Linked DNA regions of Homo sapiens: region 1 is linked to region 2. Evidence: chromatin contacts called from ENCODE Hi-C or POLR2A ChIA-PET data. All regions are on one chromosome and are shown on one strand. Each heading gives the region's core, a stretch centred on a gene start or an enhancer-like site at or near the end of the contact. The rest is flanking DNA. Distances are from core to core; before and after follow the strand shown.

The links. A loop is a pair of places that touch in the nucleus more often than their neighbours do. ChIA-PET counts read pairs that join two places held with the same protein, here RNA polymerase II (POLR2A). Pooled maps may share reads with other maps.
Region 1: a pooled map shows a loop between it and region 2 (8-fold over the local background). The contact joins two enhancer-like sites. A Hi-C loop is called at or near these places in 7 of 37 single-sample maps with no recorded cell type and 12 of 50 pooled maps. POLR2A ChIA-PET finds 5 or more read pairs at or near these places in 4 of 52 experiments (activated CD4-positive, alpha-beta T cell, activated CD4-positive, alpha-beta memory T cell, activated T-cell and 1 more).

What each region holds. Positions count from the first base shown.
Region 1 is chr7:106,416,690-106,419,655 of GRCh38, reverse strand. No RefSeq gene overlaps it. Among named protein-coding and RNA genes, the nearest start is that of NAMPT-AS1, 130 kb to the right of the region's middle. Within about 2 kb of position 1,420, at least 7 of the 41 ENCODE cell types and tissues checked have a DNase peak (open chromatin) inside an H3K27ac peak, as active enhancers do.
Region 2 is chr7:106,483,387-106,486,086 of GRCh38, reverse strand. No RefSeq gene overlaps it. Among named protein-coding and RNA genes, the nearest start is that of CTB-30L5.1, 110 kb to the left of the region's middle. Within about 2 kb of position 1,411, at least 5 of the 41 ENCODE cell types and tissues checked have a DNase peak (open chromatin) inside an H3K27ac peak, as active enhancers do.

The DNA.
Region 1 (2,966 bases), core at 171-2,670, 66 kb after region 2:
TTGCACAACCTGAAACCCTTGGAATTAGACTGGAAGCTCTGAGAGCCTCAATGGCTTCCCGGCCTCTTTTGTGTCCGGCATCCTTATAGGAGAGCACTGGGGGCCTCGATCACAGAAGCCGTATGCCTCACGAAGGACAATACCAACCCCTGCCCCCTGAGTCAGGTCTGTGCTTTAATCCCTTCTATTCCCAGCATTTAACATAATCTATGTGAAAATTAACTGGCAGCAATCATAGATTTCTGAGGAAAGAGTGAGAAATTTAAATGCAGAGCTTAGTTGAGGGTATAGCAAGTGGAAAACCCAAAAACCAACTGGTGCCAGGTGTTGAAGTGCATATACACAGAGCCCTTCTTGGAAGGTAAGAGGGTTGCAGAGTTGTCATGCCAGACCCCTATTGACCCCAATAGGGATGGCATCCCCAATAGGATGTTTGAGAGGCTGAAGAAGAGACCCAGAGCCTGCAAATGAGACACAGAGCTTATTGAGGGGACTTACATACAGGACACTGTCCTGGTGGCAGTGGTCTGGACAGAAGAACCACTAACTTCTTGTAAAAAGCATGCAGTTTATATAGTATTTTTAGTTAGCACCCTCCCCCTGGTAACCTCCACCTGGCAACCTTCATTTAACCCAAAACAAAGGGTCTTGATCCCCTGTATGGTCTGCATTCCATGGGCTGGCCTGTAGGTTTAGATGTTTCTCATAGAATGAATCTTTGGACTGGCCATTTCTGGATTTCTTCACTTGGAAATCCAAACACACATTCTTTTTAGACCATAGGGTCATTCTCAGGGTATGCTTAAGTTATTACTCTCGGTGCATCTGTCACACAAGAGTAACTGAACAAAGGAAGCCCTAATTATGTAGAGATTTCTCCTTGAGGAGCTGGAAGAACCCAGTTGGAGAAGTGCGTGTGACCACAGGCATTTTGTGGCTGAAGGCTGTGGGGTTAGAAGAGAGTGATTCCCTAGATTTCTAAACAGAAGAGTCAGGCTCTAGGACAGGTGCTTAGTTCTCTTTGTTCTATTTGATTAAATGAATATGAATAAACAAATTAGGCCAGTAGACTTCCATTGGAGGCTTGGTTCAACCACATGCACTCCTGCCTCAAAAACATTACTTTCCCTTTTCACTCGTCTGGAATTCTTCTCCCACAGATCTTCACATGGCTCAATTCCTGAAAAGTTCACCAGGAACTCTCCACCTCATCACCTTCATTTTCCCTGAACCATTTATCATTATTCGAAATATTTATTTTTAATTTACTTATCATTGATCTTATGTTCCTGAGAGCACAGACTGTTCTGTTTGTGTGAAGCAATGTTGCAGAGCCTGTCAGTGTCTGACCTAGCAGTTTTGTTAAATGAATGGCATAAGTGAATAAACCAGGAAACTGAAGTTTTGTAACTATGATGCAAGTGTTACCACTTGGAACACAGGAAATTCAGCAAACAGTTTATTCATTGTTTGTGGTGTGAACTAACTAGTTACACTGCTTTTTGGGGTCACTTAATTATCTTAGAATTTCTCAGGGACTGAAGCATGTCTATATATTTATAAAACAAATGTAAGACATGATATATTAATGAATTAATGTGTGCACATAAGTTCACTGGAAAATAAGCCATATCAGAATAGTTTCTTAGTAATATGTTTACAAAAAACAGCTTAATATGAATGTTCAACCAAAAGTGTGAAATAAATCAACGAATTTGTTACTTCATTTTTAGAAATATAAATTTCTGCTTCTCCCTGGTTTTTCTAAGTTTCCAAATAACCACTTGGTTTGCAGCAACCTGAATAATTTAAATGGGGCCTTTTTGAGTACACATCATTGTGAGATGTCAGTCACAGCTGAGATTCAGATACAGCCTCCAAGAAAACAAACAAAAAACACATACATATACCCGGAGGAGTATTCCAATAAGTCACAACCGGGGGATAAGCCAAACAATGAGTGTCACAAAGAGATTAGGATCCAAGATATCCTAGGTCCTTTTTCCTTCTCTATTCATGAGCCTGTTATACAGACACAGCCCCAGAGATAGACACTCCAGAGACTTCAAGCTGTAGGTTATCAGGGCCAATGTGAGCTTAACCTCATCTCAACTGTCCTCAGCAGAAGCCCAAGGGCATGTGGTGTTTATTAAATGCTGTTTGATCAAGACGCTGAAGGGACGGGCAGGTGCTTTGTGTTGGCCAGGCTGTGATTCATCCAAATTCGACTCATCAGGAAGAGCTTGACAAATCTGATAGCAACATCCCATCCCCCACCCTTTGCAACTGTCCCAAAGTCTTTAAGTTATTTTGCACAAAGCAAGACCCAGTGAGGGGATCACGTTTGAAAAACAGAGTTGCACTGGGTAGGTCTGTGAGTTTGCTGCTTTTTTGATTGAGTGCCTTCCCCAACGCACTTCTAATGTTAGAGGATAGAGCGCTGGACTAACAGAACAGTAAGGAAACTGCAAAATCTGATTCAAACCTTGCCCAAATCCTTGGCTGACTGCTAAACTACACAAGTTGAGGGGTGACCCTGGGAAGCAGGCTAAAAATAAATGGCTTAAAGCTGAAAGAACTGAACAGAGATACCAGCTGTTGTACAGTATAAGGTGAGATAGTTTGAGTCCAAGCAACTCCAGGCAGCAAATACAACAATAAAAAAATTGGTCCTCAGAAGAACATAACAGTATAGAGTTGCTACAAAGTATCATCAAATTTTTCAGTTTTCATCCAAAACTCTTTAGGCCTGCCAATAACAGGAGGGTTTGACCCATACTCAGGAAAAAAGTAATACATAGAAACTCAGAGTGGACTCAGATATTGGATTTACTAGACAAAATTTCAAAGTAGCTATCATAAATATGTGCAGAGAATTAAAAGCATAATCTTAATGAGTGAACAGATAGGGAATCTCAACATAGAAATGGAAACTACATAAAAGGGGAAATCTAAAGTTGAAAAAT
Region 2 (2,700 bases), core at 162-2,661:
TGGAGCCTGATTCTTTGTACAGACAGAGCTGACTATTGTAAACAGTGGAGAAAAGCTACTAAGTGAACATAACCATAAATGTAGAAGTAAGCTTACCCATCTAGGGACAGATATCCATGAGACAGTGTGACAAATCAAATAAAGTGGAGAAAAAAATGAGACTGATCATGAGAAGGGGTGGAGAGTTTGGGGCAAGTGATGTTGGTCTGAAAACCATGGAGAAAGCTTATCTCAGGCAGAAACTTGAAGAAGTTTCAATTGTGATAGAAGAGTCTTCTGGGAAAAGTGACTTGAAGTAGCCGTGCGCTAGACACAAGGATGCACTGCCCAGCTCCCCCATCAGTGAAGCCTCATTGCCCCAGCTCCTGAGAATGTCATGGGCCAACAGCCTTCAACTGTCAGCCCCTTTATGGATTGTCCCCTCTGCAGAAACCTACCTCCTCCAATGTCACACCCTTTCCCAGGGTGGCCTGCATCCAATGACTGATCAGTGTGGCGACTTCAGTTAGCAAATAAGCTGCCACATGTCTAGGACCTTAAAGATGTAAATGGCAACTTCTGTACTGCATTCTAGAGGTGTTGAGGTCCCCTGCACAGCAGCAAGTGCATAGAGCACTAAGTTGTCTGAGCTGAGGAGGGGCGTGTGTACTGGAAGGCCACAGCTGGAGGCCTGGCAGTGGACTAGAAGCTTTCTCAGCAACTCTCCATTTATTAAGGTCAATGACACTAGGGTTGTCTGTGCTCAGGGCTCAAAAAGACTTGGAGTGACAAGGCTGAAACATTCACTTGCTGACCAATCTAGCTCCAACTTCTGGAACAAATCAATGTTGCATGACAAAGATTCTAATTTTAGCTTCATACATTTTTCTCTGTGAATATATGTGGTTGTTTATTACCATTACTAATTTAACATCCAGTGACATGAAGGAAAGAAACAATGAGTCAGACACCATCTGTGTGCATCCTGAGCAATTAGTTTCTTTGAAACCAGAGGCAGAGAAACAGGTTGGTTTTAAAATCTGCTCATGAACTTGTGGGGACACTTTTGTCTGGTTTGCAATCACATTTGTGCCTGGTAGCCCGAAACAGTAAAGCTTGGGATTTGTCCACTCTTCAAGGTGATATAAGTTTGAGAGGAGAATGTCTTCACATTCAAACTCTCCTCTATTGCTGAAGAATCTAAATTGCTTCTGTCAGGCAACCTGAATTCTACCATCACTTCCTGGGCACTTGAAGATAAACTGTTTGTAGTTCACAGCTCTAGGTCCTAAAAGACTTTGCTATTAGCAGAGCCTCTTGTGCAATCTTCACTCCCTTTTGTGTGTAGCTGCATAAAGTTAATAATAAATTACAAAATTGGTCACGTGGAGGCTGGCCACAGCCAGTTCCAAGTTACAATTCAGCTTACTGCCACCTTCATTTCCACCCTGGCTTTGCCTCATCAGTGGTGCTGTGATGAAATTAAGGATGACTTTAGGAAGACATAGGATGATGGAAAAATAGGAATTCAGTGGTTTTTTGTTGCTTTCTTACAACAATAAAAAGTTTAGCAGGCAGAGGAATCCTTTTGTTTTCATCTAATTTTTCTTAAGTTCTCCTTAAGTTAGTCAACATACTTCATCAGAAAAAATAATAGTAAAAGAAGCAATTTATCAATACTTCACCAAGTGGATGTTGAGTATCTGAATAATATCTGCTGAGGAGGAATGAGGACTGCAAGCTTATTTTTTTTTTTTTAAGATGGAGTTTCACTCTTGTTGCCCAGGCTGGAGTGCAGTGGCATGATCTCTGCTCACTGCAACCTCTGCCTCCTGGGTTCAAGCGATTCTCCTGCCTCAGCCTCCCTAGTAGCTGGGACTACAGGCACGCGCCACCATGCCCACCTAATTTTTGTATTTTTAGTAGTGACGGGGTTTCACCATGTTGGCCAGTATGGTCTCAATCTCTTGACCTCGTGATCCACCCGCCTCAGCCTCCCAAAATGCTGGGATTACAGGCATGCAAGCATACTATTTTTAAGAGAATGAATCAGTCATTGTGGTAAACATTGGTGCTGCTCTCCAGTATTTCTGGCTACCCTCTCCTTTTGGACACTTGGGAGGGCTGCACTTCCCCACTCTTTGAGGCTAGGTGTGGACCTACAATTTGCTTCAGTCAATTAAGTAAAAGTACAAGTCATGTATACTACTTCCAGGTGGACACATTCAACAGACAATATGCGAGTTTCCATGCTTGCTTTTTTTCCTGCTATGACAAATGAGGTATCTTGGTGAAACAGTGACATCATAAGATGGTTTGGAGTAATTCTGTGACTGGAGCAGAGCCCATCACCAATTATCACTGGACATATAGTGGGAATGATAAATATTTATTGTGTTAAGCCACAGAGTTGTTTTATTCTTTTTATTTTTTCTTTTCCTGTAGCTAACCTTGCCTATCCTAGCTAAACTAACTAGTGTAACACTAAGCAGACCCAGAGAAAAGATCAATTTTGACATCTGGGGATCACACAATAAAAAAGTCTTCTTGCTACTTGGTCAACAAGCCTCGTTCTCTCTAAGATTTTTTTTGTGCCTCACTTTTATATGACAAAGGATAGCCAAAGATCACCAAATATTTGAAAAAGCCTCCAATTTGAGAGGCCAAGTGCAAAGTAAATAGAAAAAAAAAAAGTCATTTAGTAAAAAATACAAGTAATTC